4 separate regions of the Homo sapiens genome follow, and regions 1, 3 and 4 are each linked to region 2. A link is a loop called in an ENCODE intact Hi-C map of the cell type or tissue named here. Cell type or tissue: PC-3. All regions are shown on one strand. Links, peaks and the distances in the headings refer to the core of each region. The heading gives the core; the rest is flanking DNA. Region 1 overlaps LEKR1 (leucine, glutamate and lysine rich 1). Region 2 overlaps LINC00886 (long intergenic non-protein coding RNA 886). Region 3 overlaps TIPARP (TCDD inducible poly(ADP-ribose) polymerase). Region 4 overlaps TIPARP (TCDD inducible poly(ADP-ribose) polymerase).

Region 1 (7,965 bases), core at 1,125-6,124, 78 kb after region 2:
TTCTGTCTATGTCAAAATTAAGTTCATGGGGGTATATAAAACCATCTTTTTAGATTTTATATGTTTTGCTGATATAGAATATCCTTCTTGACCTTAAATTTTTCTAACACTGGATTAAAAAAATTATAGTTTGTATCTTTACACTTCACAACGTTTTATACTGACTTTTTAACAAATTAATAAACTTTATTTTTTAGAGCAGTTTTAAGTTCACAGCAAAATTGAGTGGATCAGAAAGTTTTCATATAACACAGTCCCCACACTCACACAGCCTCCTCTTCACACCACAATGATACATTTGTTATAGTTGATAAAGCTACATTGACACATCATCATCATCCCAAATATATAGTTTACATTACGTTTTACTCTTGGTATTATACATTCTAAGGGGTTTGACAAATGTATAAAGACATTATCCACCATTGCAGAATACAGAATAGTTTCATTAATACAGAATAGTTTCATTCATACAGAACAGTTTCACTACCCTAAAAATACTCTGTGTTCTACTTATGCATCCTCCTTCCCCGTTAACACTTAGCAACCACTGATCTATACTGTTGGTGTTTGGCTGGAGTACGGCAAGTACTGCCAAGAATACTTTCTGTCATTCAGTCACCCTTCCCCTACTCAGCTAGGTGGATTAAATTTTTCTTGGAGCTCTTTTTTGTCTATGGCTGTTGGTGGTTCTGGGTTGGAGACTTCGACAGCACCTTGTCTGGGATATATGAGAGTCAATAAGAAAACTCATGGATTTTATTGCCTTGGTATTTATCAAGTCCGAAGGTCCCTAGGCCATCTGCCTTCTTTCCACTTTTCAGAGTCTTTCTATGCTGCTTATGTTATGTTCGGGGTGTTTCAGTTGTAAGGAGGATCTGGGAACAATGGGACTACTCCATCTTGGTGGAAATCTTGGGTTGGTTTTTTAGTCAAATTAAATATTATTTTGAGTAACTTAGAATATTTCTAAAGAAGGTAATTGGTTAAATTCTCACAAATATCAGTAGATTACAGAAGTCAGTAGTTACACAATAAAATGCATCTCTAAGTGGCTGTTAAACATTTCCTCTTCAGTTTCTCCTCCGCTTATGCCAAATTGAGACTGTCATGTGGAGAGTTAATCCACAGTAATGTAGGCTTGTTTATGAGGGACAGCACTTAAGAGTTCGGTTGGCAATTATCTCATGTTAGGTGAGCCAGATAAGTCAGTTTAGAGCAGTCAGCCCAAGGATAGGGCTACCTAAGGTAGGTACCAAAGGTCCAGAGATCCAGACTGAGTCTACAGTTTGAGACCAAATTAATGCAGAGAGTGTGTCTGAATTTACAAATGGAGAGAATTGGAGGAAATAAGTGTACCTGGCTGGAGTAGAGGGTGATGGGGCAAACAAGGCAGCTTTTGTTAGTCATTTTCCTTCCTTGCTAAACCTACCTACCTCCAACCTAGACTGGCTGGATCAGTTAGGAATACAATCTATAGTAAGTGGCTTAAATGGACAAAGGTTTATTTCTTGAAGGAAGAAGAAAGGGTATGGGCAGCTTAGTGATGTCACCAGGAACTCAATCCCTTTCTATCTCTCATTCTGTCTTGCTCAGTAAGTAGGCTTTTAGCCTTATACTGGTCTTATGATTTCATCATGGCTTCTGTATCACCAGATATCATGTTTAATTTCTAGGCAGGAATATGAAGGGGGAAGCAGTCAGGGGAAATGCTTATATTAGGAGATCAAAAACTTTTTCAGAAAGTTTCACCTTATGTGCTATTGGTCATGACTGCAGAGGAGTCTGAGGCATTGGCTGCAGGGTGTTGGCTTGTTGCTTCCTGAAACAATATCAGGTACTGTTGTAAGGAAGAAAAGGAAACAGACACTATCAGGGCCTGCCTCACTGGGCCATTAGATTTTTCTCCAGAGTATAATGTGTATGCTTAATTTCATTCACTGAGAGGAAGAAAAATAGTATCTTGAGAAAATAAATACATCAACAACTCCCTTTATAAAAGGTCTTATCTTTTATACATGTCTCATCCAGGCTTCTGCTTTTTGTACTTTTGCAGCACTTTTTGGTGTTTATGGAAGTAGTGTAAAGGGCATTTATGCTAAAAATGATTGGGACAACTTAATTTTGAATAATCAAGATTTGATAGAACAAAGAACTGATGCAGAACTGTAGTTCTTATGGGATGGGGCCTACTTCCTAGGGAACTATTTTCAATCTCTGGGGCCTTTTCAATCCCTCACATCTCTCTTGAGATTCTGATTTGCCCATTTTGGGGTGTGGTAAGAATTCCTACAGTAAAATGAGGACTGTTACTGATGGAAGTCTGCTTGGGCATAGGAACATGGGAAAGGCAGGGAAAAAACGTTGAGTACCATTGTGGAAAAACATTCATTTTCAGGCCATTGAAAAATGGCTCCAGTAGACACAGGGCCATTAAAAAATAATTTTAAATCTAGAAGTTCATATCACTTTTTTTGTCTAGATGTGTAAGTATGAATTTATTACATTGATGTTTGTGCTATGCATTACTTGAACTTTGAGGAACCTAAACAAGCTTATTTATAACATGTAGATCTAAGATCAGCTAATCTTTTTATTATCTTTTCATTTTTCTCCCACACCAACACTAGATTGTGCTCCAGACCAAAGTCCTTAGGTATAGAACATACTATTTTCTTTTATTTCTTCTCTCCATGAACATGTGCAAACAGTAAATAGAAGTTGACAGGGGTTTTTACTATCAGTATAAATAATGTTTACCTGGGTTTCCTTGTTACTAAAACTGGCAAGGTTAAAGAGATTGATACTTATTTAACAATATTGATAGACCTATGTATATGTGTATATCTTTTATTACCAGCATAACTTTGAAAGCCCTTCGTGTATAATTATGATGTTGCTGTAGCAACATGGTTACCAAAATAAGGTACATTTTTTTTCTGCTTTGTCTTTTTAAGGCATTCTTTTTCTCCCAAAGCTTTTTAATCAGCAGTTTCAGGCCCAGCCACTTATTATTTTTTCTATTCACCTTTCCACTTTGAATTTCCCTTGCTTAAAATTAGTTACTTATTATTATAACAAATAAAATAATTTTTATTGGCATAAACATAGTGGGAATTATAAGAATGAATTCGAAGGGAGGCAGTGTATGATGTGGTATAGAGTACAGGCTCTGCTAATACCTAATCCTATGACTTTGCCCCTTAATCTTTCTGTGCTTTGGTTTCATCATCTGTAAAATGGACGGAGAAAGAGCTGCTTCACAGGGATGATACACACATTACTCATTGCTTGGTAGGAATTCAGTTACCTTTCACTTCCCTCACCTTCCTTTTTCCTTTTTCTATGTTTGTTAACTAAGGTTAGTAGCATACTGTTTCTCCCTATAAACATTGTCACTTTCATACCTAACTTGGATATCTAAATATTGACTAATTTCACAAAGGAAGTTCTTGAGTCTAGGAAATATCCTAATCTCAGCTCTCCCACAATTAATTCCAATTTAATTGGTGTTTTAACCAAAGTCTAGCCCAGCTTTGGTTAAGTTCGCAGCCGGTGGAGTTCCACTCAGTGGAGTAGAGATTTTATGGAAAGCATAACTGTAGAACTTAATTATTACTTTTATTTATTATATCCCCTTTCTTTGCAGAAAGGATATGCAGTGATTTAAAAGGGCATAATAAAATTATCAACATAGGAGGGAAAAGGGAGGGAGACGTTGGACAAAAAACAAGAATTTGAATATGTCGACCTCAAGGGTCAAAAGTTAAGTTTGGCTTTCCAGCAAATCCTTTTACCTGAGCTCCAGGGATTTTCATACTCATAGCCTTTTTGTAGGAGTAGGAATAAGGCAGGGGTTGGGGAGGTGGGTTTTTTGTTTGCTTATTTAAGCAAGGCTGACTTTAACATTGGAAGAAATCCCCAGGAAGTCTAAGCGAGATAATTCAGTAGAGTAATTAGGCTCTGGTGAGAACTTCTACTATCTGTGTATCTGAAGCCAGTCCTAATAGGCAATAGGTGGCCACCCCGTCTAATGCTGGACTCCATGCTGCTCTTCATCAAGGAGGCAGCAAAATTATTTTAAAGAATGCACCTCTGGCTTGTCTTTCAGTTAGCTTTTCTCTTGACCCTCATCCCTCCACCCATCTCCTTACTGCCTCACTTACCATAACGCCTGAACAAACAAGTCAGATCATGTTATTTTAGCTTAAGAACAGGTTAATTTTTATTTGTTGCAGGTTTGAATTAATGCACCTTCACAAAAGTGGACAATTTGAATTTTTCTCAGATTCTTTACATATTATTTACATATTTATAACTGGGAACAGCTTTCAAATTGGAGAAAAATGAATTAACTCATTGACTAAAGTATGATCCACAACTCTTATATCCATTTTACAGATGGCTAAGCAAACACAAAGAGATTAAATAATGATGCTCACACAGCTGATCAAATTCTTTATCTTTCTCTTTTATATGATATCACTATTCAGGTTAGTTGAAGAAACCAAACAAATACAGCTATGGTAAGTTATGGTAGAGTGAAGAGACTGTCATTGGAGGCACCTATTTTAAAAGGACAAGGCACACCAAATCTTGAGCCTTGTCTTCTTGGACTGAAGAAACCCAGTTGTACAAAAAGCCATCCAGTGTTAGCAACTCAACCAGGGTTGGTTGAGTTGACAGAACTGTTAGGGAAGCTATCCCTAGAAACATTGTGAAGAACTCAGCAAGAAATCTTCATGTGTTATTTGCCACATTTTAAACTAAAGTGAAGATGTAGTGAGATGGAAAATTATTTTAATCAACTAAAGTGGCTCCACATTTGAAGTCACTAATTTAGACATCCCATTCTTTGTGTACTTCTCATTGTCCAACTTGATCAGTTTCATTGCGTCCTGAAGTCTGCTGATGCCTCTACCTTCTCTCTTTCTTTTTCTGTTGTCACTTTCTTTCTTATCCAGCTTAGATGCCATGTTTGTTATGTCAGTCATCCTTTGACAGTATCTTCAAGTCCCATTTACATTATCCTTCCATCGTATCAGCTGGAAAAACTCCTAATGTGGATGACTCCAGTTAACCACACTCTTCATACAAGTACCCTGGCTGCCAGGAATCTGGCAGTGCCTATTATTTCCTCGTTTTATGGTATTTTCATCTTTTCTTTCTCTACAAACTCCTTCTTTTCCAACAGTATTTCCTCAGGACTCCAAATAAACAAATGAAATCTTCACTTAAACTGAGGCATCTTCCAGATACTTTCTTAGCTCCCCCTTTTCTTGCCATTCTTACTGAATAAATTACCTGGACTTACTGCTTTCATTTTCTCACATGCATATATCCCTCAGTTCACTGTAATTTGGTTTCATTCATCAACATTTCAAAAAAAGTTCTAATTCAGATCATCATTTATTTCCATGTTACTAAATCCAAAAAGTATGCTAGTTATTTGTCTTTCTTGACTTCTTAATAGCATTTGACACAGTATTTTACCCCTTTTATCTAAAACACTCTTATTTCATATCATATTCTCATTTTTTATGTGGCCTTTCATGATACCTATTGCTTTTTATTGTCCTTTTTTGGCCTCTCCACTTCCTCCTGCTATGTAAATACTGGAGACTTCCAGGGACCTGTCCACAGCTCTCTTCCATTTTTATTCTACATTCTCTCTTCAGTTTCCAGTTGCTTTTATTCAGCCCTGAAGCTTTAGTTACCCTCTCTTGAGGTAGGCTTCTGAATCACCACTTGCACTTCTAACATTTCTTGTGAGCCCCAGACTAATCTCTTCAGCTCTCTTTTTAACATCTTCACCTGGCTGTATCACAAGCTTTAATGTGTCCCCAAGTGAACTGTTTATCCTCTTTCTACTTGTGTTCTACCTGCTACTCTTGTGTTCCTAACTTTAGCATATGTTACCCCCATCATCACTCTGCAGCATTAAGGTAGTGTTGAGGCTGGGTTTTGAATCAGATTGCCTGGATTTGAATCCTGGCTGCACCAGTTATTAGTAGCTTGGACTTGGGCAAATTACTTAAATGCCCTTTGCCTCAGTTTTCTAGTCTGTAAAACGGGAATACTAATACTACCTTTGTCATGGAGTTACTCTGAGTATTAAATGGGGGTGTGTGAGATTTGTATCTTATATAGATTTAATAAAACATATGAATGGCTTATATAATGTAATTATGATTATCATCCATCCTGAGCATTATCTTTGATTCTTCCCATATCACCTTCCTCTTAAATATTTCTTGAATCTGTCCATATGTTTATCAATTCATTCAACCACGATGCTAGTCCATTCTTTGTTTGCACATCTACAGTCATCCCTCTATCATCTCCCTCTATCATTGCCCATTTTCAATTCATTCTTTATTCTGCAACCTGGTGGTTGTGTCAGAATGCATATTTGATCATTGTATCTGTCATAGGTTCATGTTTTCTTTAGAATAAGGCTCAAAATCTTCTCTATGGTCTGAGAGTCTGGGTGACCTCTCACCCTTGGTTATCCCTCGAGCCTCACTCTCTTTCAGTCACCTTACACGTTTTTTCCTGTTTTCTAAGAGATTATCTACTTCTTTTTGCTACCTCTTTCTGCTAAGAGATTATATACCTCTTTTTTCAGGGTTTAGCTGAGATGCCAGATCATCAGGAAGACATTTGCTGACCTCTAATGGGGTTCCCATGAACATCCTTTGTTTTCCCTTTTATAATGCTCCTTAAATACAATTATTTGTTTAATGTTTGCATTCCTGGCTAAGTTCCATGAAAACCAGTCTGATTCTTTGCTTTATCTATTTCTATCACCTAACAGTGTCTGGCACATAGTAATGCTCTCAAAATATTTGTTGAATTAATTCATTTATGAGCAGATATGAAAAACGTATGCTTGCTATGTTTGAGGAATTCTCCTTTGTCTGATATTTGTAGGCAGAAGAGCTTAACTTTCTCTCTAGATGCTGGAAAGGCCAGACACTTACTTTCTAAACCTACCTTGAAATTAAGGATGACTTTCTGTGAAGGTTCTGTTCAATGAGATGTGAGTGAAAATCTGCTGGGGGGTTCTGGGAAATTTTGCACCACCTCTTTCCTTTGTTTCTTCCTTTTTCCTCTTCCTCCCCAAAATGCAGAGGACAGGCTGGAGGCAGATTGGTCTTCTTGCAATGGTGAGATTACTGTGAGGATGAGCATGACATTTTAAGAAAGACAGAAGAATTCTTAGTCGTTGATGATATCTTGGTGTCCTTGTCCCCACCCTGAAATGCCTCTCTCCAGACCTCTTACTATGTGAAAATAATTAACCACTATATCGTTAATATACTATAGTCTGGTTTCTGTTATATGTAGCCAAATGCAATCCCTGATAGGTGCATGTAGTGCTTACATAACTTATTTGGTACCTATTGATATGATGTTTTATGATTGTAAATCAGTGGGCAGATGGCTGGATGGCTGGCTGGCTGGATGGATGGGTAGGTGGATGGGTGGATGGATAGATGGGTGAGTAGGTAGATGGATGGATGGACAGCAACCAGTAGATTATAAACTACTGGAAAAGAGAGACCGTATTTTATATTTTTTGTATTCCCCTTCCCCACACCCAACTCTATGCACCCTGCATACTGTCCTTCATATAGTAAATGCCCAACAAGTGTTTCTTGATGATGATGTTGATTGAGGTTTGAAAAGGATATTTCCTTAAGAAGGGCTCTGAGTTACAGGTTTCATTTGGATTCTAAAAATGAAATCTCCTAAGAGAGAAGCCTCTGGACTTAATTTAAAGAGATACATAAACATTTGGGTCAATATTTGCTGTATCTCTGGTAATTTAGAAAATGAAATACTTTATAAAAGTCAGAATAAAGGATGTATCTTGGCAAATGGCCTTGCCAATGATGTTCAAAACAAAAGAACCATTATTAAATGAAAGGATGTCAAGTAGTATAATTCTCTGCTGAGATA
Region 2 (7,965 bases), core at 1,784-6,783:
GATGAAGAGCCTGAGATAGAAAAAGTTGATAGAAGTAGTCCAAGCACACACAACTCTCAGCTAGTTGATGGCAGGGACAATATTGAATCTGAGATTCCAAGCTCTTACTTTTTTTGCTTTTCTCTGTTATATCTTACTACATATTTTACTGCTATTGAAAACACAGACATTATCTTGTATGAATACATTAAATTGCTCTGTCCCAACCTTATCCACATTCACTGGGACAATCAGTAGAGTTCTTTGAGCATTTAATGTGATCTACTACATCTTTAGGCAGGGAAATTCATTACTAGCTCAGAAATACAAACTGGTGGTTTATTGGACATTGCTTATGAATCTGGGCTTCACCACTAATTGTGTGAATTAATTAACTGGTCAACTAATTCTCCAATATGAAATAAGTGGGTTGGATAAGCGGCCTATGATGTATTTCCCAGCTCTTGTACTCCCCAGCTCTTGTACTCAGAGTTTTTATGAACTATCATTGCGACTCCCAATTATCTTGTTGGTAGGTGCATTTGGAACACATAATAATCCTTTTAGGTCTCGATTAAATGAGATCATGTTTTTTTAGTGGCTTAGCCAGTTTTGCTTCCTTATTTTTCCCATGTTGCTTTCAGTGCTTAGTACCCTAACCCTCTAATACTGTTTTTTTCCTCCAAATTACCACTAAATATATGGTGACCTGTCATTCTGTTCTGGCTAGTCTGGTCATTTTGTTTTGGGTCAGGGAGAGGTCTATTGCTAAAATCAGTAGAGAAGAAAATCTCCCAGGGGTACTCTACAGCATCCCAGGGACCAAGTCAACGGTTGTCAGACTTAGGACAATCAATATGCCTCTGGTTAAACTAGGTGTTGGTGCCTGGTCCTAAGGCCCTATGAATCCTTATGGGGAAACTGATTTCAGAACTTAAATAGATGCTTAGGACAGATCCTCTTTCTTGGAGCTTTTGAGTAGAGTCACACAAGGTGGGCCACAGACAGAAGAGAGCATCAGAAACTCAGAGGCATGATGTGTAAAGGCTTAAAACAGAAGCAATGAGGTAGGAGAAGACATGAAGTGGAGAAAAGTTACAAAAGGAAGCAAAATAAGGAAGATAAGAGAATGGCTGAGTCACAGTAATTGTACAGTCACTAGATAGATAAACAAACCTGAGGTGATGTCCAGATGACCAGAGCTCTTGTCATACTGTGAGAGCTTCAGAACTATTATTATACCATGTTCTAGTTCTCTGTGAGACCGGGCCACCTACAAGAGTCTTCTTGTAGCTCCATAGTTTTCCATGTGTTTTTCTAACAATTTCTGTCTCCTCAAGTAACCTAAGTATGCTCTGTACCTTGCCAAGTAAAAGAGCCTAAGTAACACGGTATCTTTGTCAAGTCCACACCCTAAACTGTTGGAGTGCCTGCATATTGCATGGGAGTAAGCACGCATACAGTGAGCCAGCATGCAGTAAGCCTTCAGTAAAGTTTGCTGAATAAAGCTGAGGGGTGTGTGATTACTTTGGGAATGACTGAGTCCATGTTAGGCTGGCAAAGAGTATTTCTATATTTGGATCAAGGTGTACCCAAAGTTATCTGAAAACTTGCGGGCTGGAGCAAAAGTGAAGCTTTGTGAGTAAGTGAAGGAAGAAATAGTTTAAGTGCAACATTACCAAGAAGGGCCTCAACTCAAAATATTTTTGCCTCCAACTTGCCATACTGCCTAAAATATAGACACGATATTAACTCCTTCAATGGAAGGCACTGGCTATCTAAGTGCTCACTTATAAAGTATTTATGTTCAGAGACAGGAGTAACACGTAAAACTTATCATATTTCATATCTTAGTGTGCATTCATTCAGCAAACGCATTTCTAGCAGATTTTTATCCTACGGACTGAGGAAATATGACTCTTGATGGTGTCAGGTCATGGAGTGTTGGAAGGTGGTACTTTTGGAGCATGGAGCACTGCTGAAAGAAATTAGGATGACCTAATTCTTGTGTGGAACAATATACATTCTGGTTACTCCTAGTGAAGGAAGAGGGAAGGAAACGGTAGGGATGTGAAATTCTTCCAGGCCTCATTCTAGATGACCCCAATTACCACATACAATACAAAAAGGGTAACAAGGATGATATGTGTTATATGACAAAGATTCTAGGTTTTGAAATAAGAAGATCTGAGCTTTATCCTCTACTGCTGTTTAATATATATGAAACTTAGGATTTCTGGGCTTCAGTTTCTTCATTTATAAAATGGGAGATAACAATATATCATTCTTCAGAGGGAGGTGGTAGAAACCATCTGAGAGAAATGGTGGTCAAATGATTTCAGTAATTGCAAACTGCATGTGTTGCAGTTCAGCCTGGAAGGAGCAGGGATATAAGAGTGACCTTAGTTGAGAGTAGGCCCTCCCTGCTGCTAAGGCTTCCTACCTCTCCTAGACCCAGGAAGAAGTACATGGATTCACTTTTCTCCCACCTCACATGACTATGGTGGTTACTCATCAAATCAAAGTAAATCTAGAGGTTTTTGCTGAGGAAAAGTTATGCTTTCTTTCCTGATAGAAAAGAGCACTGGCATTAAAGGCACTTGAGACATTTTTTTCCCCTCATCCTTTTCTCATCCTTTCTTTTCTAAATCTCTTCCAACAGATAGGTATAGTAGTTACAAAGCTTTAGTTGCAAATTACAGAAAACCTGAATCAAGCTGGTTTTAAGTAATATTGGAAAGTTAATGGTTTATATTACTAAATGGTCCAGTGATACATTTTCAGGTAAAGCTTGATCCAGCAGCAAAATGATGGCATCTAGGGCCTGGTTTCTTCCAATTGTTTCTCTGTTCTGTTCTTCATAGTAATTACTTTATTTTAATGCTGCTACTCATCATGATCCTAAGATAACTGCCAATTGATTCAGTGCTCTTGTCTATCAGGAAAGAAAGCATAACTTCTTCCCAGCAAAAACCTCTAGATTTACTTTGATTGGATGAACTTAGGTTACACATTCCCTTGGAACAAATCTCTAGCTAGAGGAGATAATATATTGGAGAGTTTAACCTAAGGCACATTAGCCATTCTGGGGCTGAAGGTGGATTCAGTTGTCCTAAAACCCCATGGATCGCAAAACAGTTTATGGGCTGATAAAGTGAATGGGGAGAAATGGATACTGAGGAGGTGCCACTAACAAAGACCACTATTACAGGTTAGAAGAAGATGCCATCCTTATATGTAAAGCTGCAGTGTCCAAATGCTTACAGACTTTGTCATTTGAAAACTAGAGCACATATTGTTTAAACCAAATTTGGTGTGTCTACTGTAACAGAAATTGACTTTCATCAATACGCATGAAAAGCAATCATTAACCTTTGGATTTTGTGATTTTATAAAGCATAGAAATCTATACTTCTGTGCTCTCAGGAGGGAAGCTTTTTTGTTTATACATTTTGGCCATTTTCAACATGCTCTAAATTGAAATGGAGAATGTACTTTTTTTTTTCTTCTAGTGTAACATTGAATAAGTAACAGCACAATGCAGGAAGTCAGTCTAGCCACAGCAAATCTGTACTTGTTTTTGTGAGAGGATGGGAAGAATGAATATTTGCCCTGTGGCATCAATTTCCTGTTTAATGTTCTCCAAGAGGCATTTGGAAAATGCCCAGCAACACGGATGTACGTAAATGCCACACATAACTTGTTTTCGTGAGTGGAAAGAGGAGCCTATAAAATTATGACAAGTCTGGTTTACCCTCACCTCCTGAGAGTTGGTGAGTCACTCTACCTTTAACTTAATGATTTGGAGGATGGATTATTCCAGAGTTTGGCACTGGAAGAACAAGCAGTATAGGAATAGCATGGCTTTTGGCTTCTTAGCCCAAGTTCTTATTCATTTAAGGCTACTTTTATCCTAAAGTTTGCCATATTCCTGCTGGAAATTGCCAATAAGAAATGTATACGTGGCCGGGCGCGGTGGCTCACGCCTGTAATCCCAGCACTTCAGGAGGCCGAGGCGGGCGGATCACCCGGTCGGGAGATTGAGACCATCCTAGCTAACTCGGTGAAACCCCACCTCTACTAAAAATACAAAAAATTAGCCGGGCGTGGTGGCGGGAACCTGTAATCTCAGCTACTTCGGAGGCTGAGGCAGGAAAATGGCGTGAACCCGAGAGGCGGAGCTTGCAGTGAGCCGAGATCGCGCCACTCTACTCCAGCCTGGGCGACAGAGCGAGACTCCGTCTCAAAAAAACAAAAACAGAAAAGAAATGTATACGTACCAGGACAGCCTTTATAAAGCAAGCAAAGAAACAAAATCCCTTCCAAAACAGAACCTATCTTTAAGATTTGCAGACACAAATTTGTTTTCAAACCACAGAAAAACATATGTACATGCCACATAATATCTCTTAAGGCATGGGCAGATGTGCTCTTACCCCAGACCACTCACATACCAGTTTTGGACATCTTATTTAAAAGGTCATGATGTGGTTGAAGAATCAAAACCTATTTTTGTTCAACAACTAATCTCTAGGGTTACTATAGAATTTAAAACCTTGACTCCGAAAATTCAGATATAAAGAATCTGTCCTCTAACTTCCCTTTTGAGCTACCTCCTGACATAAAGATGAGAATAGTTATGATCTATTAAGCACCTAGTCTGAACAAGAAATATCTTTCTATATGTTAATGCTAATCCTTAAAATACCTCACAATTTGTTCCATATCCCCTCATCTTATAGATGAGGAAATTGGGACTTAAAGAACATAAGTAACAGTCTAAGGTCACTCTGGTAGCTAGTGGAGCTGCATTCAAGTCTAGATCTGTCTGGCCATAAAGCCCAAGCTCTTTTCTCAAATTTAGAAATTGTCAATCTAGAATTCCTAAATGGGCCTCAGAATATTCTCAAGAGCCTAAAATTCGGTGCAAATCTGTAAGTATATGTGTATATGCATTTTTCTGGGGAGAGGATCTAAAACTTGTATCAGGTTTATCAGCTATATTTACAGAGCCTATCACAGTCTTGAAGACAGTAGGCACATGATAAATATTTGTTCAATAAATAATATGGGTCTGTGACACTAAAATAGGTTAAGAACCATTGCTTTTATTATGTGTCCCAGTACTGCTGTAGCTTGTCCCATTATCTATGCTATGATTTAACAGATTTGAATTTCCAGTGCTACTGCCTTTGTTTTGGACACATACATTCATTCTTTTTTTAAAAAAAGAAGATTTAAAATTCAGAATCTAGCTGATATGCCACTTAAAACTATTTGATATTTATATTAAAAAATTAAAAACTTTTAGACAGTATTGTCCAAGGATGATTTTCCTTAAACAGATCACAACAGTGCAAAGGACTGCAAACTATTTAGACTAGCAGTACGGAATAGAAATATAATGTGAGTTCCAAATGCAAGCCACATTTGCAATTTTAAACTTTCTAGTAGTCACACTTTAAAAAGTAAAAAGAAACAGGTAAAATTAATTTTAATAATATATTTTATTTAAATCACTATATCCAAAATATTATCATTTCAACCTGCAAGCAATATCAAAGATTATTGAGTTATTCCACATTTTTTTTTTCATGCTAAGTCTTGGAAAGCCAGTGTACATTTTACATTCAATTCAGAAGGCTCCCTTCTTCATACTTGGTGGCCACATTGGCTCATGGCTGCCATACTGAACAGTGCACGTAGAGACTCAGGTGACTGAAAGAGGTGGACAAGGTTGATGAAGGCCGCAACGAAGTAGGAAGAAAGTGCAGCAGGTTTTGGCATGTGAGGAGACACTTCAGTGATCCAAAGTACAATGATGTTAGGTCAGGCCGCCAGCTCATATTGCCAAAATTGCAGCTTTGTAGATGATTATTAAGATGGGCCCAAGAAAACAGTATAACATTCAGCATTTCAGCAGAAGTCTTTTCCTATTTCCACAGTCACCTTTTCTTGGAAACAGACACGCACATGGGTGCACATGTAGGGGAAGATGTGATGCAGAGTGACTAAAGTTTCGCCTAGTAATTATAATAATTTTGTTCTTTTAACCACACCTCGAGCAAAGGATCTGTGAGGTGTTTATTTATTTATTTATTTATTTTTTGAGATGGAGTCTTGCTCTGTCGCCCGTTGCTGGAGTGCAACGGCGTGATCTCAGCTCACTGCAACCTCCGCCTCCTGGGTTCAAGCAATTCTCCTGCCTCAGCCTCCCGAGTAGCTGGGATTACAGGCGCCTGCCACCATGCCCGGCTAATTTTTGTATTTTTTAGTAGAGATGGGGTTTCACCATGGTGGTCAGGCTGGTCTCAAACTCCTCACCTCAGGTGATCCACCTGCCTCAGCCTCCCAGAGGGATCTGTGAGTTTTATTGTGTGGGGTTTAGGCAGTCTCTGGCCCCTTAGGAGAGAAAGGAGAAGTAGAGGTCCAGAGTTGCATTCCTCCATTTCACTGATAAAGGAAGGAGGCTACAGAGAGCCTGAGAGTATAGACTGCAAGACCAGACCATACCTTAAAAGAGCCCAGGAAATTCTGTTCCACACCCTGACCAAGCTTAACTCACAGATCCTGTAAGTGCTTTCTGAGGCCCCACAAAGGCTTATCCTGCTCTGTGCTGTGGCTTGCCTCTTCTGAGGCCAGACACATGGCACACTTAAAACACCTTCTGCTACCAGGCAGGGCAGTTGTGTTATCTTGAAACCCACTTTGTTGGGCCTCAGAAAGCACTTACAGGATCTGTGAGTTAAGCTTGGTCAGGGTGTGGAATTCCCTGGCCTTAAATTAAAAGCATTTATTTTAGACCGAATGGTAGATGTTTTAAACTTTAAAAGAAAAAAAAATATGAAGACCTATATACAACTTGAAGAAAACTGAGATACCATTTATGAGATACATCCAAATTATCAGAGAGTAGACTGGTGCGAGGTTCCACGTGAGTGGAAAAAATTTCTCCAACACCGTTACTCACCACCACTGTTACCAACACCATCACCAGCATTACTACTACCATAATTGTTACTATTATAGGCGGTCTTCCATATCCACAAGTGCCACATCCATGGTTTCAACCAACCACTGATGGAAAATATTTGAAAAATAAAAAATAACAATGCAACAATACAAGTAAAAAAATACAGTATAACAACTACTTACATAGCACTTACATTGTATTAGGCATTATAAGTAAACTAGAGATGATTTAAAGTATATGGGAGTATATGGGTCGATTATATGCAAACACTATATTATTTTACATAAGGGACTTGAGCATCGCAGATTTTGGTGTTGGGGAGGTGCTTCCTAGAACCAATTCCCTGTGGATACTGAGGGAAAATTGTACCACCATCATCACCACCACCAACATGCCTCTCCTTCCATTTATCTGCTCCATGTGGTTGGGAAAAGGACCTAGGAAAATAACATTTTGTGGGGAGCTTCTTTTGCACTTAGGGCTACATCTTCCCAGCAGGTTACAGGGTCATGGTGTGGTAGGAATTGGAAAGTGCAGCATCTGTAAACCAATCCACAACCCAAACAATTTTTTCCTATTCTATAATGATGAAAAGTCACTTGCTGAGCTACCATCGAACAGCAGAATAGAAAAGTCTAAGAAAGCAATTAACTAGCAGGGTGAAAATACAAGTCAGAGATGACTGCTGCTGAAACCCCATGGGGAGTAATGAGATAAGAATTCTTAGGACTTAATTCATAACAGAGACAGTCAGAGTGTGGAGGAGTGGATGGGTAGGCAATGACTCATGTTCCCTGCCCAGGGTACAACCTCAAAATAGTGAGACTGATCCTACAGGCATATATGAAAACCAGTCTCAGAACTGCACTCACTAGTCATGGATGATCTTTGTGCTGGTTAATTTCTAAGACTGCTTTTGTAACAGAGTGGTGCCCTGATCACAGCTAGTTTACAATCAGAAGCAGCTGAGGAGGCTGGTTCTTCAACATGTATGATCTTGAGCAAGCTTCCTA
Region 3 (7,965 bases), core at 2,044-7,043, 91 kb before region 2:
AGAAAACTTTGTATTTAATCAACCTATGCCAAAGTCTGAGTTCTATGTTTTATTTCTATCACCTTCCCACTTAAACCTGCTGTACGTCTGGTAATTTGTCTTGTTAATAGCACCATTATCCAACCACCCAGACCAGAAACATGGGACACATCCTAGACTCTTTTCACTCTCTTCTGCCCCACGTGTAATTATCCTTCATGCAGTTAAATTCTAACTCTTAAATACTTCAGCTCATTCCTACATTGCCTCCTTAGTCCTCTTTCATCATATGTCTCTTGTGCAGTTCTAATAACTATACATGGCTGTTCATAGAATAATATTGATAAATATCCTAATATTTAGCAGTTGAATGGTTTTTCTCTACCTGTCCACTGCCAAAAATAAATAAGTAAATCATTCTTCTATACCACTACAACTGGAGTGACCTTTATAAAGGCAAGTCTGGACTTTGTTGTAAATTCACTGGTGTTTCCTACTGCCCATAGAATCAAGACCTAACTTCTTAACACAGTAAACAAAGCTCTTCATTATCTGGCCCAAGCCAACTTATCCAGTCCAGTTTTATCCCTTATCTCTCATAGATACATATACCCTAACCTCCCACATGAACTGGGTGTGCCTCTTGCACACTATTCTTGTGTGCCTTGTTTGGTTAGCTTCTACACATGGAGTCACTCCGCATGTGGTGTCCTGCCTCCCATTGTTTGCCTGGTAGCTGGACCTGGCTCACATTTTATCCACTCTGGAACAACTCCCTTGACCACCTTTCTTGACACCTTTTCCAGCAGAGGTAAGCCATCTGCTTCTGACCACCTTTGTGCCACACTTCACACTATGCTGCAAGGTTTCCTTTTCCCACTAGATTGGTGCTCTGTGTCATTTTGCCTTTTTCATTTTCTTATGGCCAAAGCAGAGCCCAGTACCAAATTAATGTGTCTACTTTAAATTACTTTGCTTTTTTTTTGGTCTCATTTTCTTCTTGGTTACAAACACTTTATAAACAGAGAAACTGCCTAAAATGGTTACACTCTTTACTGAGCTCCCAAATGTATAAACCCAAGAGCTATTTATCTGAGAAAGAAGTCGTGTTCTTACTATTTTCTGTTTCATTTAGCATCTTTTTCTTTTTTAGTTTTGGTTTGCATTCCAACTGTTTATTATTCATGTCATAGGTCCTTTTTACTTTCTTTTCAGGATCTTAAATACTAAGATATTAGTATACTTATTAAAGAAATATGTGCGGCATACTTTCTGACTTAATGTGGGTGTTGGTGCTCTATGCATTGGTAATGTATGTCGGAAAATGTTGGCTTAATTGGTATGTGCAGATATTTGTTGAATAAGAGGAGAACCATTGTTATAAAGCATCTAAATTATGAGAATGGGCGTCCTTTTCAGCATTTTAAATTAGTGTTGTATATGGATTCTTATAGTGGGATGTGTGGTGGTGAGATGTGGAAAAACAGAATTGTTAATATTTCAGCGGTTCAAGTTCATTCTTCCCTTAATAGCAAAAATCAGCAGTCTGTTCACAAGGTTTTGTTTTCTTCTGGTTCATGATAGGGCTGTATCTTAGATAAAACAATACTGATGGATTTAGCCATCTGATACAAATAGCAAGATATAAATCCTACTGTACAGTGGCTATTACCCATACTCTTTTTTGGCTGTCCCTCAGTAGAGATGCCTTTAGACCAGATGGGGTTTTCATCCACAAGGATTATTGCACCTTGCTTTTACAGAGACACCCCCAATCTCTAGCACTGTCTCTCTTGCTCAGTTTCCAACATCCTGTATTTACTGCTTTGACTCTAACTTCATCTGCTCAATACTGTAAATTCCTAACCTTATATCTTAAGGCTCTGACACCCTGGACTTAAACGTCCACAGTTTGTTGCCTGAAGTCTCTCACATTGCTTGTTTTACCCCCTTATAGGAATTTACAGGTTCCCATTTCCTCATCTCTCAGATACCCCTGTTTAGAAGGTCTCCTTTTCCAACTAGTACCAATCCTGTCTCCACCCGTCTTTCAAGAAGCAAAGTGCTTGGAGACCTCTTTTTCCTTGTTCTTACAGCTCTTTACTTACAGTGATATTTCCTGTTATTTAAACTGCTTCTAAGATTCTTCTTCTTGCAGAAAGCTATCTTGGATTGATAAAGTAAAACCTCTTAATTTTCCTGACCTTTATCCATTACTGGATGCCAATAACCACCTCCTCTCCCATATTGCTGCATGTTTATTCTTTGTCTCTTATTTCCTGAATGTACTTGCCACTGGTGAATTTAGATAGGCAGATGTACTGCTTCTTTGGCTTACATTTTGTTAGTTATTCCTTTCTTAACGCCCCTGGAAGACAGGGACTACATCTGTTTAATTCTTCGTGTATTGCCCAGTAGAGCCCACCATCACGATTATCATACATAGATGACTCATAATTGCTTTCTGATAATAGGAAGCAATAGTTTGATAAAGAAGAATGTGGTGGCTGTTGAACATTTGGCACCCATATTGCACACATTTATGCTGATGCAGATTGTGGAGAAAAAAACCTCTTGGCTTTAGATTTTTAAAGCATTCCCTGTTTAAGGGAGAGCAGGTGGTAAAATTAATCTTACAAAAAGATAATTTAATGTTTTTCAAATTTATGATTTTTGTCTCTGTCAAGTTTAGAAAAAGCATATTGAAAATCAAATAGAGCTAAAACAGTACTTTGATACATCAATCCAAAGAACAGTTGATTGTAGTAAATTAGGATTTGTCGTAGAAACTTCATAATGCCCAAAGGACTGACATGCACAGAGAATGTAGCAAAAGCTGCAGTTGTAGATGTCTTTCTCATGCAAATCATTATCTATGAAGTCTCAGTAATACAGGCTTAAACAGAAATTGCTAGAGTGATGTCCAGAATAAAATCTGACACTAAACAGCAAAAAGCATTGGCTGTTTATATTATAATGCATGTTAACATAATGACTGCTGTTCTAAGAACTCCTTAAAGGAAATACTGAGGATTTGTGACTCATAATTGGGAACAGTTGCTGGGCGATAAGCTTAAAGGGGGAAAAATATGTTTAGAAACTTGAAACAATCTTAACAGGGAGAAAGTTTTTTATCTCACTTCCCAATCATAACATCAGATTCTCCTAAAGTTAATGAAAATTGCTTAAGGCAACTTGATATGAAGTTTAATTTAGGCATAGGAGTTCCAGTTTACAGGACTTTTTTTGTTTTTTTGTTTTGTCGTGTTTGTTTCACTTTTTAGGATTTCCCAGAAACATTTTTCTATTTGAATTAAATATTCCTACTTACCATAAATCATTTTAAAACAGTGGCCAAATATTATTTTAAACTACATTATATTATCTTATTTCATACTTAATTAATATTATATGTTGTTTTTGAGACCATATCCAACTAGTTAGTACTCTTACTAAGCAAGAAGTTTGGGGTTTATTGGCAAGATCTTTAGGAATTTTAAAGGAGTATACTGCTTTTTTGTAAGTTCCATACTTTTTGGCTTCATCAGTTGGTTATATGGTTGTTTTTTCAGTGTAGAACCTGATTCATAAATTGTGAACATTGGGATAGAGGATGGCAAATATTTGTATAATCTGTTTTTCAAATATTTGTCTGCAGAATCTTTTGTGCACAGAATACCTGTTAATAGTTTTTGAAACAAGTATTCTAAGAGCAGATTTTGGAAAATGTGCTAGCTAGCAAAACCCGTAGATCAAATTTTTTTTTTTAGACAGTTTCACTCTTTTTGCCTAGGCTGGAGTGCAGTGGTGCAACCACAGATCAAATTTAATATCCTTTTCAAAATCCTAATTTACAGCAAGGAAATAAGTTAATTATTGGGAAAATCTGTCTCAACACCTAGACTTCACATGTACCAGTCTTTCTGAATGCCTGTAGATCTAGAGTATTTCCTGTGTTGTAGACATCCATTTAGAAATCTGTGGTACACTATGCTACAATATCTGTGCTGTTATCATATATTTAATTTTTTATATTTTCTTATAGTAACTTTCAAACATACACAAAAAAGAAAAGAGAGAAGAGTATAATGACCATTATGCCAGTTATTTGAAATAATGGTTCAAATGTTTCAAACTCTAGGTGAAGTTCCATAAAAGAGGAAACACAAATGTTTTTATTGGACTACCTTTTATAAATTATTAAATGAGTCTGATTCATATAGTGGGACTTCCCTCCAACAGTATGGAGACATTTGTAAAGGAATGATTCAGCAGCAGTCGACCAGATAATAAGATGACCAAAATATTCTCAAAGCTAAACCTCATAATAATCCAAACTTTTTTTTTCTTCATGTTTTGCCAACATTTTTCAACCCACAGGATAAAAGATAATATTGATGTTGGGTGGATTAATACTGGCTTTATCCGGATTCATTTTATTTTTCCCTTCTTTTATTCTGTCTTTGATCAGGCAATACTGTGTATTCCTGTATTGGCTCAAGTAAACTGATGGCCTCTGAAAAAAAGGTCAAGCTTGAAGAGAAATTTTCTGTCTATGTTTAGTTTCTACATATAGCATCATAGTAAAACTGACTCCCTGATTGGCTGAGGCCAGCCCACTGTAGAGTGGAGGGTGGGCTTATTTTGATTGGGTTAGGCCAGTGGTGCTGTGGGGTTAAATCAATCTTACTATAATTCCATGGCCTAGAAATTTTGGTCTTGATTAGAAAGGGCATGTAGGAAATGGATGCTGTGGAAACAACCGGCAATAAATATGCTTTTACTCCAAGTAAAGCAAGTTTTGAAAATTCTACAACAGGCTATGCTATGTATTTTTAATGTCCAATGATATTTTTAGATATTTCTGTTTTACAAATTTATTAACAGGTTTTTGGGTTTTTTTTGTTTTTGTTTTTTTTTAGAGGACAAGAATTTTGGGCAGATTTGAATGCCATGAACGTGTATGAAACAACTGAATTTGACCAACTACGAAGGCTGTCCACACCACCCTCTAGCAATGTCAACTCTATTTACCACACAGTCTGGAAATTCTTCTGTAGGGACCACTTTGGATGGAGAGAGTATCCCGAGGTATTTACAGATTCTTTGTTGACAAGTACATTTTTCAAATTTATTTTTTTCTTCCTGTATTCTTTTATTCTTTCTTTACAACAATGACTAGGCAGAACTATGCATATAATCAAACAGCTTATGAATATAAAATTGAGTCTCATTGATACAAGAAAACTTTTCTCTTTTTCTTAAAATTTATTTCTTTCCATTAATTTGAAATCCAAAGATAGCATACCACTATTATCAGATAAATAAAATGCTTTCCACAGAATCTTGCATTATAGAGATGAAATATTTTGACCTGTTGCCGCCTGTGGAGTAATTTTCACGACATGAGAATTGGTATAACTTTTGATTATATCTGGCTCTTGGGCTTATGGAGATTGGATCAAGTGTTACACTTAGCATTTTAGAAGCCCAATGGAAACAATCACTCATGTCTCTGGAAGAAGTACTTGAAAATGTTTATTGAGCTGTGGTCAGGGAAATCAGTTATTTACAATTTTCTCCTATGTGCACTTGCATCCTTAGTCTGAGACAGTGATAATAGCCCTTCAGTCTCAAAGCAAGGTTTTAAAATGATGATGGTTTACTTTGCTTCTGAATGACAATTCTGAGTCATTTAAACAACCTCAAATGGACTTTAGAGATTAATTTCACATTCCAAAGATCTGACTTTTTCAATTTAAGTTCATTTCCAGCATTACAAAAGGGGGGAACAACTTATCTACCTTACTTTTATTTTTAAAGACAATAGCAAAAGAAAAAAACCTAGTATGTTAATTATTGTTAAACACAATATTAAACTAAGTAAGTTTAAGTAATCACTAGTATCTACCTTCCAAAGAGAATACAAGGCTGTTTAAAATGTACTCTCAGAATACTTGGTAATCACTAGTTATCTACCTTCCAAATAGAATACAAGGCTGTTTAAAATGTACTCTCAGAATACTCAGACTGTTCCTGTGTTTTTCCTCTGAGAAGTTTTTTGGGTTTAGAGCTTGAACTTTATATACCACCACCTTTTCAAATTTTATTTATTTATTTATTTATTTATTTTGAGAGAGAGGTCTTGCTCTGTTGCCCAGGCTGGAGTACAGTGGCACAATCATAGCTCACTATAATCTTGAACTCCTGGGCTCAAGCAGTGCTCCTGCCTCAGCCTCCCAAATAGCTGGGACTACAGGTGCATGCCACCATACTCAACTAATTTTTATTTTTTATTTTTTGTGGAGACAGGATCTTGCGATGTTGCCCAGTCTAGTCTCGAACTCCTGGCCTCAAACAATCCTCCTTTCTCTGCCTCCCAAAGCGTGGGGAGTGGCTCACAGGCGTGAGCCACTGATACTGGCCAACATCACTATCTTTAATTCCTCTTTTGAAAACTCCCTTAAGAAATATGAACGAAAACTCTCTATGATATTATTAAGGCTCAAAATAGAATAAAATAGTTCCCTGGGCCCCACATGTTTTGTAAGGTGGAAATCCATGCCTTATGAACAGGGAGCATCTTTCCACCCTACATACTTGGAAGGGAAAAAAAATCTTAGCATATAAAGGGAGTTATTTAGACTCACTGTACTTTATTGAAATTCCTGTGAGGTTAACTTTTGCCTTTGGTTAATTTTCATTTTTAACCATGATTATTAACTTTCCTTTTTTTTTTTTTTTTTGTTCTGTTTTCTCCTCCATAGTCTGTCATTCGATTGATTGAAGAAGCCAACTCTCGGGGTCTGAAAGAGGTTCGATTTATGATGTGGAATAACCACTACATCCTCCACAATTCATTCTTCAGGAGAGAGATAAAAAGGAGACCCCTCTTCCGCTCCTGTTTTATACTGCTTCCATATTTACAGTAAGTGTCGAGTATGAAGTTGCAATATTTACTCTCATTTTATGTAAATGCATTCCTGAATACTAGAGATAAAAAATAAATAAGAGTCTACCTTGGTTAGTACTCCTAGAATGTGAAATTCCAAATTAGTCTTTGGATTTTAATTCCTCAACAAATTGAGTGTAAATAAGCTACAATAAATCCAGTTACACTAGAAGAATGAGTAACTTATTGGATTTTTTAGAGTTAACATTTTTCCACAACTAAATATAATTGTGTCTGGAATGAGTCACAGAACTTGCATTTACCTCCTTCATGGAAGATTTTTTCCTTCCATGAAACTACTTTCAAGATGAGACCCTTCTATGTTACAGGACAACTTAGCCAAACTGCCGGGGCAAGTGAGGAGAGTCCTACAAGGTGATTTCTTGTTTTCCTTTTACTTGAGGGAATTTGAATGGGGAAAGTTCACCTTTTCAAATAATTTACATTCTCATTTGCTAGGTAAGCCACCTCTTCTTGTGATACTCACTAAAATTACTTGTCATACTTACTAAGAATACAGTTTCTTAATGTAAGGTTAGGACTGAACTCACTCTTCTGAATTGTAGGTGAGCTTTTCTTCCATTTTGCCAAGAGTTGTTTCTTCCTTTGGTCTCCAGACAACCCAGTGGCACATCTTTATAGATACCAAAAGGTGGGGCACATTACCATTCACATGGCCACCTTTGAAAATTAGTATCTCTAGGGAAATCATTATCTACTCCAGTCAGATATGCTATTTTTAGAGACTGATTTTGAAAATGGTATAGGTTTACTTGGTTTTATGAACTTTAGAAGTCTAGCGTAATGGTTGGTTTTTTTGTGCTGATCTTTGAGGAAAAGATACCATTTTTATATTCCTACTGTTTTTATTTTAGCTCAAACTGTTTTCCCTAAGTTGTTATGAGAAAATCTTAGTGATTCTAATCCCATGTTTGGAAGGGGAACAGTAAAAACAAAATACAAATAAAAATCCCTGAAATGATCAGTATCCAAAAGAAATTTGTAGTAAGATTAATCTTAGAAATATATATTGG
Region 4 (7,748 bases), core at 1-5,000, 77 kb before region 2:
CTTTGAGCCTCAGATTTTTGTCATTTTTAATGATGACCAGAGTTACCCTTATTTTGTTATCCAATATGAAGAAGTCAGTAACACTGTTTCCATTTGAAAAATCTTGGTACTGCTAAATTATTTGATATGAACTCAATCCAGCATTTGTAGCAGGTTTTGAATGGGTGGGACTGGGTGGGGAACAGCATTGGACATTAATAGGGCACTTTTCAGACCCATTTTTTAAAGTGCTAGAAAATGCTTTTTTTAAAAAAAAAATACAAGTTTTAAAATGACCACTTACTCTTTAATTATTTACTAATTGCTAGTGTACTCAGTGTGGAAAAGACTACAGATTACACACTCTTTTCATTCACACTTGTACATATAGACAGCAATGTTATTAGGAGCATTAAATTAAAAAACTGAACAGCCTAATTTAAATGTGGCTTGGGCCTGGTAGAAGTTTGACCAAATGGAATGGAGGCTGTGAGCAATGTGAGGATTCTATTTATTTATTTACGTTTGATAAAACTTACTGGAACTAGTACTACCATGCGTATTCCCTGTCCAAAGCATCACTGCTTTGGTATAGTATAAGTTCATGAAATTCTGGTGGGTAGAAAGAAATTTTTATTTCTATCAGCAGTACTAAAATGTATCAGCCAACCAGAGAACATCAGTGACTTTAACTTCTGCAGAGTTTGCCCCAGAATTCAGAGTTCTATTTAGAGGAAGTTAAAACAACAACAAAAAACAACCATTTGAAAAATTTTTGTCACCAGCAAAACTTTTCACTAATTAGTGATATGAAATGTGATTTTTGTGTTGTTAAACTTCAGCTTTGGAAAACTCAGTCTCTTTCATTATCATCCATTCCAATTTGAAGGAGTTGGGCAGCTAATTTGGTTAAAGGCAGTCTTGAGGGTTAGAAGTATTACTTCCTTTTCGGGTTCCAGACCTAGCTTGTGACTGAAAGTTTTAGAAAAAGGAAGTACATCTATAGCCAAATTGATAAGGTTATTACTGTGTTTTGCACAAAGTATATTAGCAAAAGTATTTGCTGGAATTATTGGTAGATGGCAGTCCCACTCCTACACCTGCTTTGTCAGATACAGCTGGGTTCCCTGGCTGACTCTGTACCTTACTTACACTACTTACTTAATAGAAACACAAACTTGGAAATTGTGCCAGTGGTCCAGCTGGAGCACAACGTTTGGTGAATATGCTGTTTCCTCAGTTCAGAGAGGTAGCAACTAGGTAAACTCCTTATAAAAAGCAAATACCTGGATTTACAAAAGTGAAAGTAGTTGTTCACAAAAGAATTCGCCATGGAATTCTTTCAGTTACCAAGCTCTCCTGGTAATGTTTGTGGTTATATCATTTACACAAAACTTTTCAGGAACTTCTGTGTTGTTTAAGCAAGATGTATCTGTACTGATGTCTCAGTGAATCAGTCTGTTTATTAAGCACTTATCAGGGCTTCCACACACTTATTTATTTTGCCCTAGTTAATCCTGTTGTTTGCTGCCATTGGCATGAAATGGCCAACTGTGGCTGTTACAGTTCTTTCATTCAATTATAACTTGTAAACCAGTGACTCCTAATCTTTTTCAAGTTAAGACACCTTACCATTGCTTATTTGGTTTTATGAGACTTGTTCCTTTTTTTCTCCCTAAGGAAAAAGAAAGCTTTATGACATATTTATTTTTTTAATAAAACTAAGCAAAAATAAAACTTATGGTAATTCTTTAAAATTTGTTGTTGTTTTGGTTCCATTTAAGATCACTGGATTAATACATAGTTGGTGATCTGTAAATGTTGATTGGTTGGTTAAATGTATGATTGAGTGACTGAATGAACAGACCTAACCAGAACTTGCTGCTTAAACTTTTCTGCAGTGTGAATCTACAGAAAGTACATTATCTAGCAGCCCATTATCATTTACAAGAGAAGAATCAATATTTTATTTTGCAGGTAATACTTGGAGGAAATGGAAAAGTTTTTTTTTTTTTTTTTTTTGAGGCGGAGTCTTGCTTTGTCGCCAGGCTGGAGTGCAGTGGTGCGATCTTGGCTCACTGCAACCTCCACCTCCCAGGTTCAGGCGATTCTCCTGCCTCAGCCTCCTGAGTAGCTGGGATTAAGGCAACCGCCTCTATGCCCGGCTGATTTTTTTTTAATTATTACTTTTAATACAGACAGGGTTTCATCGTGTTGGCCAGGCTGGTCTCAAACTCCTGACCTCAGGTGATCTTCCCACCTTGGCCTCCCAGAGTGCTGGGATTACAGGTGTGAGCCACTGCACCTGGCCTCCAAAACTTTTTGAGCATCAACATGATACTGAAAGAAAATGCTCATTGGAACATACCAGATTCTGGATTTTCAGATTAGGAATGTTCAACTGGGAAATACACAAATACTTAAAAACCTGAAATCCGAAACACTTCTAGTCCCAGGTGTTTCCCATAAGGGAAACTCAATCTGTATCAGCAGACAGCTGCAGAGAAAAACATAAGCAGGTTGTCCCTTTCACTGGGTGTGAAGGAAATATAAAAAGGATTTGTATGGCCAGGCATGGTGGTTCATGCCTATAATCCCATCACTTTCGGAGGCTAAGGCAGGCGGATTGCTTGAGCTCAGGAGTTTGAGACCAGCCTAGGCAGCATGGCGAAACCCCGTCTCTACAAAAATAGAGAAATTAGCCGGGTGCGGTTATGTGTGCCTGTGGTCCCAGCTACTCAGGGGGCTGAGGCTTAAGCCCAGGATGCAGAGGTACAGTGAGCCGAGATTGTGCCACTGACTTCCAGCCTGGGCAACAGAGTGAAACTGTCTCAAGAAAAAAAAAGTGGGGGAATGGAATTGTAGAAGTCTCATCAGCTCTCAAAGCCCCTTAGATTTCAGCCAGCTAGCAAAGTCATCTGATTAGTATACATAAGCATTTCTAACAGTGCTTTTAGCCCCAGTGTAATGATTTTTATATCCCTGTAATAGCATCGTATGTTGTTTTAACTAAGTAATAACTACCAAGTCAGTCTAAATTTTGTAATGGTTCTATGGATTTAAAACATACTAAAAGGCATTCAGTAACTTCTACCAGCACAGCTGTAATTTACACCATTTCAAGAAGCTGGAACTTGCTCTTAAACTATGGTTAAGATTTCCAGGAAAAGAGAGTCTACAAACTCCCTGAGATTCCAGTCATACAATCCTATAGACAGGAAGATTTTGTATGTGTCCAAAGTTTATAAATATTGGATCCTTGGTATTATGAATCTAATACCCATCTCTGCACCTTGTTACAAACCTGTTTGTTTTAGTAAACAATTAGTTGGTTATAAAAAGTCACTAGGGCCTGATATACTTGTAAAGAAATTTTATTATATAAGGTCTGAAAATGACTAAATAGGAATCCAATACCATACTGTCAGTTTAAAGAGAGGTTTTTTCCTCCTTCATTTAAGGAAAGTAAGATTACTGCAAGATGTTTCTAGATTTCCTTAGTTTGAATCTAACAGTCAAAACACATTTTAGAAAATCCTACATAGTACTTTTCTGGAATCTAATCCATACCACGTATGTTGTTGCTATTACCATGCGGTTTTAAAAAAATAACTTAAGCTCTTCTATTGTAACTAAACTATACAGCCTTGAACAAATCACTTAACCTTACCACATGGTTAGTTTTCTCATCTTTCTCATCTTTGACTTTTTTAAATGACTATAAATGATGAGACTATCTAACTTTAAAACACTACAATGCAAAAATTTTTTGTAAAGTGCTATACAAACAACTTATAGCATGTACTTACAAATTAAAAGCCAGATACATTTTCCATTAAAAGATAGTTTTAAAAACAGTCCCATCTAGTTTGTTGATTTAAGTACTCTTATTATGGCCAAGTTAAAGAAATTAAACAGTGCTTTTTACCTTCTTTAACTTTCTAATCTTACTTGTAAGCCATCATTATAGAAAGAAAAAGATGCTATTGAAAGATTTCATCAGCATTAATTAGTTGGTCTTATTTTATTGCTTAACTCATTTCTTCACGTATCTTTTGGAAGACAACTCCTGCATAGAACTGTCAGATGGCAGCTCTTTTGAAGCTTTAATCTTACGTGAATGGAAGTGTTTGTGTGGTAGAAGTGTTTCATGAACACTTGCCAAATTCTTCAAGCTAGAGGAGCAGTGCCCAGCCATTTTAAATATGTCAATTTCATCGATTATCATAGTAATTCTTAATTACCTAATGATTTCTAAAATGCAGAATGACCAAAAGCTACCAGGAATTCAATGATTTTTTTTTAATCAAACTTGGATTACTCGTCACAAATATATATATCTACATTTGATATGTGTGATATACTTAGTCTATAGACATATATGATGCTTAAATGGATTAATGGTTCCTTATGATAATTCCAATATGCTGCTGGTGTTCATAGTTAACAGGCTAGAACCACTGGGCTAGACTATTTCTATATTCATGTTTAAATAATTTCCTTTTTTAACTAGGTGCATGTCCTTAATTATATCCAATCTTAAAATAGCCTTAAATCAGATAGCTAATAGGTTCAACCCAGTTCAAGAGCCTCTAACCCTTCTAATGCTTAGCAAGTCTTAGGTGCCGAATTGTCCATTTGGTGGGCCTCATGTTAGATACATCACGCTGCTCTTCAAAGTGTATCACAGTATATTAAGGATCTTATTTAACAGATTTGAGTGGCAAGAGTACACTCAACAGGTGCTACACAACTACATGATAATATAGTACTCGTCAATAAGAATAAGAAATTCTTGTGCAACCATCAGTTTATAAATTGTTTTTTGAACAGCAGTGATAGATTTGGGGCATTAACCTACACTTTTTTTGTCAAAGGTCTCACTTGAAGGTCATGCATTTTATAGTATTTTGGATAAGGGTTTAAGTCATAGTTTCTAAACTGGGTGTAATTAACTATTCCCTATAGAAGTAGCAATCATGAATCTAATTAGCATTAGTCTCAGTGGTCTAAGCTAATTGAATCCAGTATCTATAAGCATTAGTTCCAACCACTCATAAATGTAGCTGGATTTCTAAATGCCAGTTTATATCCATTACTATAGATTTATGACTATATTTTTCTAAGCTACAAGTTTGCAGTCTTATTTATAATTATTAATAACATAGGCACATACAAGTCAGTGCTAGACAGGAGTGGGAATGCAGATTTTGTGGGTCATTGTTAGGGGAATTCAATTTTGTGATAAATTAGTGTCATTTACTTATCAGAAAGCAATGGCTTAGTTACAAGCCTGCCCAAGAAAGTTATTTGCACAATTTGAATATGTGGCTTGTTGGCTGAGATAAAGAATGTAAAGCAGAAGAGTGCCTGGCTCTTGATATACAATCAAATTTTAATGAGTGGTAGTAAGAATAGCAGTAGTAGCAGCAGAAGGAATAGTAAGTACTGTGGTAGGCTGAATAATGGCCCACAAAAGTGTCCAAGTCCTAATCCCAAGAACCTGTCAATATGTAACCTTATATGGCAAAAAAAGCACTATTGATTAGGAATCCCGACTCCTGAGATAGGTTATCTTCTAGTGGGCCTAGTGTAATCACAAGGGTCCTTATAAGGAGACAAGTCAGAGATGGAAAGATGCTCTGCACTGCTGGCTTTGAAGATGGAGGCTGAGACCATGAGCCAATGAATGCAGATGGCCTTTAGGAGCTACAAAACATAAGAAAACACCTTCTCCCCCAGAGCTTCCAGAATGAATGCAGCTCTGCCAACACCTTGATTTTGGGACTCTGACCTCCAGAACTGTAAGTATAAATTTGTGTTGTTTAAAGTTGCTAAGTTGTAATTTGTAATAGCTGCAATAGAAAACTAATACAAATAGTAAAAATAATAGTAATGATATTGGAGAATCATCAGAGAACTGTTCCAATATAAATTAATAATTAAAACGAGCTCTACAAATGTGAAAAATTCAAAAGCCTGTTGAAAGTGTTAAAATTTGTGTGAAATTCCAAGAGTAGACTACCAGTGGCTTTCCGAAAGTGGTATATCTACATGCTAAAGATAAACCCATTTAAAGTAAGGTTTCTTCAAAGGAGCAGTTAAATACTGAATAATGGCAAGCACTACAGTTAGTCAGATAGCCCAGTAAAACAGATCTCTTGTGGAAGATGGGGGAGAATGGAAATTGGTTAGTGAAAAAGATGTAGGATGGAAAATCTTAGCATTGAGATTGTCTAATAGTAAATTTACTTTGCAGATTCAAGCGTCCTTTAAGTGTTCTTCTTATGTGGGGAAGAGAACCAAGCTAGTTAGAAATTACTTATTAACTAGCTCAGAGCCCAGGAAATTCCTTTCTCCAGGATATAAAGTAGCTTTCTTTTTTTTTTATTACAGAAAAGTTAATTTATTTTTACATGAAAACATTTTGAAACCAATTTTGTGTTTATTGAAGGATTTTTCTCATGCATATTATCCAAGATTTTTTTCTGTCAGAGTATTAGCTTCCTAGGATTGCTGTAACAAATTACCATGAACTGGGTACCTTAAAACAGCAGAAATACGTTCTCACTGTTCTGGATGCTAGATGTGCAAAACCATGTTAGCAGGGTTGGCAACTACTGGAACTCTGAGGGAGAATCTATTCCATGCTTTTTTCCTATCTTCTGAGGGTTCCCACAATGTATCACTCCAATCTCTGCCTCCAGCTTCATGTGGCATTCTCCCCTGTGTCTCTATCTTCTCTTTCTTCCTTTTTTTTTTTTTTTTTTTTTTTTGAGACAGAGTCTCGTTCTGTTGCTCACACTGGAGTGCAGTGGTGTGATCTCGCAACCTCCACCTCCCGGGTTCGAGTGATTCTTGTGCCTCAGACTCCTGGGTAGCTGACATTACAAGCACCACGCCTGGCTAATTTTATTTTTAGTAGAGATGGGTTTTCGCCATGTTGGCCAGGCTGGTCTTGAACTCCTGAGCCTCAAGCGATTTGCCTGGCTTGGCCTCCCACAGTGCTGGGATTACAGGCGTGAGCCACCATGCCCGCCCTATCTTCTCTTATAAGGAACACCAGTCATATTGGATTAAGGGCCTGCCCTGCTCCAGTATGACCTCATCTTAGCTACTTACAACCACAACCACAGTATTTCCAAATAAGGTCACATTCTGAGGCTCCAGGAAGTACATGAATTTTGGAGAGGACACCATTCAACCCAGTACATTCAGTTTCTATTTAACATAAAAAATAATTCCCATACTATACAGGATGAAAAAATGACTTATGAAATAGGTGAAAGATTGTTGAATATACAAATGTGATCTTTTCTTTTCCAATCACATACAGAGATAAGAATTTTTTGGGAATATGTCTCATTCACAAATATGTATTATATGCAAAGAGAAATTTATACATTGTTCAAGTAGGATTCAGGGAATTAACCTAGGTGCGTTCTCTTGTTTCTATTTCAACCATATTGTTCTCCAGATTTTTTTCCTAATTCTGATTTCCCTGTGGGATTGTTCAGATTTAAATAAAGCCTGTAAAGCAGAAGTAGTGAACAAGCCTGGGTACTAAAGTTAAATATTACAGAGGCAGATAAAATAAGTCTGAGAAAAATTCATGCATTTAATTCTATCTATTTTGCCCACATAGTTATGCTGATATTTCATTCACTTGGATTCACCAACTTAAAATTTGTAACTATAATGGAGAATCTTTTTTCTGTATTTGAAAAAAGTGCACTGAGCAAATTAATAGTATAAATATGATTTCAAGG

Evidence for each region. Peaks named below come from ENCODE experiments on the same cell type or tissue, not always from the same donor. Only the 100,000 strongest peaks of a DNase experiment are listed, where the experiment ranks them.
Region 1: a loop joins it to region 2, with 8 times the contacts of the local background. A loop is called at or near these places in 2 of 110 quality-filtered maps.
Region 3: a loop joins it to region 2, with 6 times the contacts of the local background. A loop is called at or near these places in 2 of 110 quality-filtered maps.
Region 4: it touches region 2 in a loop (2.3-fold over the local background); 2 of 110 quality-filtered maps call a loop at or near these places.

Annotation. Positions count from the first base shown.
Region 1 is chr3:156,859,260-156,867,224 of GRCh38, forward strand. All of the region lies in intron 3 of LEKR1 (leucine, glutamate and lysine rich 1), which reads left to right. Among named protein-coding and RNA genes, the nearest start is that of LEKR1, 37 kb to the left of the region's middle. In PC-3, for the core only: no CTCF peak of the experiment used is centred there; a DNase peak (open chromatin) is centred at 3,282; H3K27ac peaks cover 1,678 bases.
Region 2 is chr3:156,780,658-156,788,622 of GRCh38, forward strand. All of the region lies in intron 1 of LINC00886 (long intergenic non-protein coding RNA 886), which reads right to left. Among named protein-coding and RNA genes, the nearest start is that of LINC00886, 32 kb to the right of the region's middle. RefSeq lists an enhancer at 7,698-7,767. In PC-3, for the core only: no CTCF peak of the experiment used is centred there; DNase peaks (open chromatin) are centred at 1,874 and 3,674; H3K4me3 peaks cover 602 bases; H3K27ac peaks cover 3,852 bases.
Region 3 is chr3:156,689,119-156,697,083 of GRCh38, forward strand. It overlaps TIPARP (TCDD inducible poly(ADP-ribose) polymerase), which reads left to right. Exons shown (of 6, transcript NM_015508.5): 3 at 4,902-5,070; 4 at 6,747-6,907. Among named protein-coding and RNA genes, the nearest start is that of TIPARP-AS1, 17 kb to the left of the region's middle. In PC-3, for the core only: no CTCF peak of the experiment used is centred there; DNase peaks (open chromatin) are centred at 4,233 and 5,603; H3K4me3 peaks cover 1,409 bases; H3K27ac peaks cover 3,667 bases.
Region 4 is chr3:156,705,035-156,712,782 of GRCh38, forward strand. It overlaps TIPARP (TCDD inducible poly(ADP-ribose) polymerase), which reads left to right. Exons shown (of 6, transcript NM_015508.5): 6 at 1-1,736. The coding sequence ends at 97. It also overlaps the pseudogene METTL15P1. Among named protein-coding and RNA genes, the nearest start is that of TIPARP-AS1, 33 kb to the left of the region's middle. In PC-3, for the core only: no CTCF peak of the experiment used is centred there; no DNase peak of the experiment used is centred there; H3K27ac peaks cover 1,035 bases.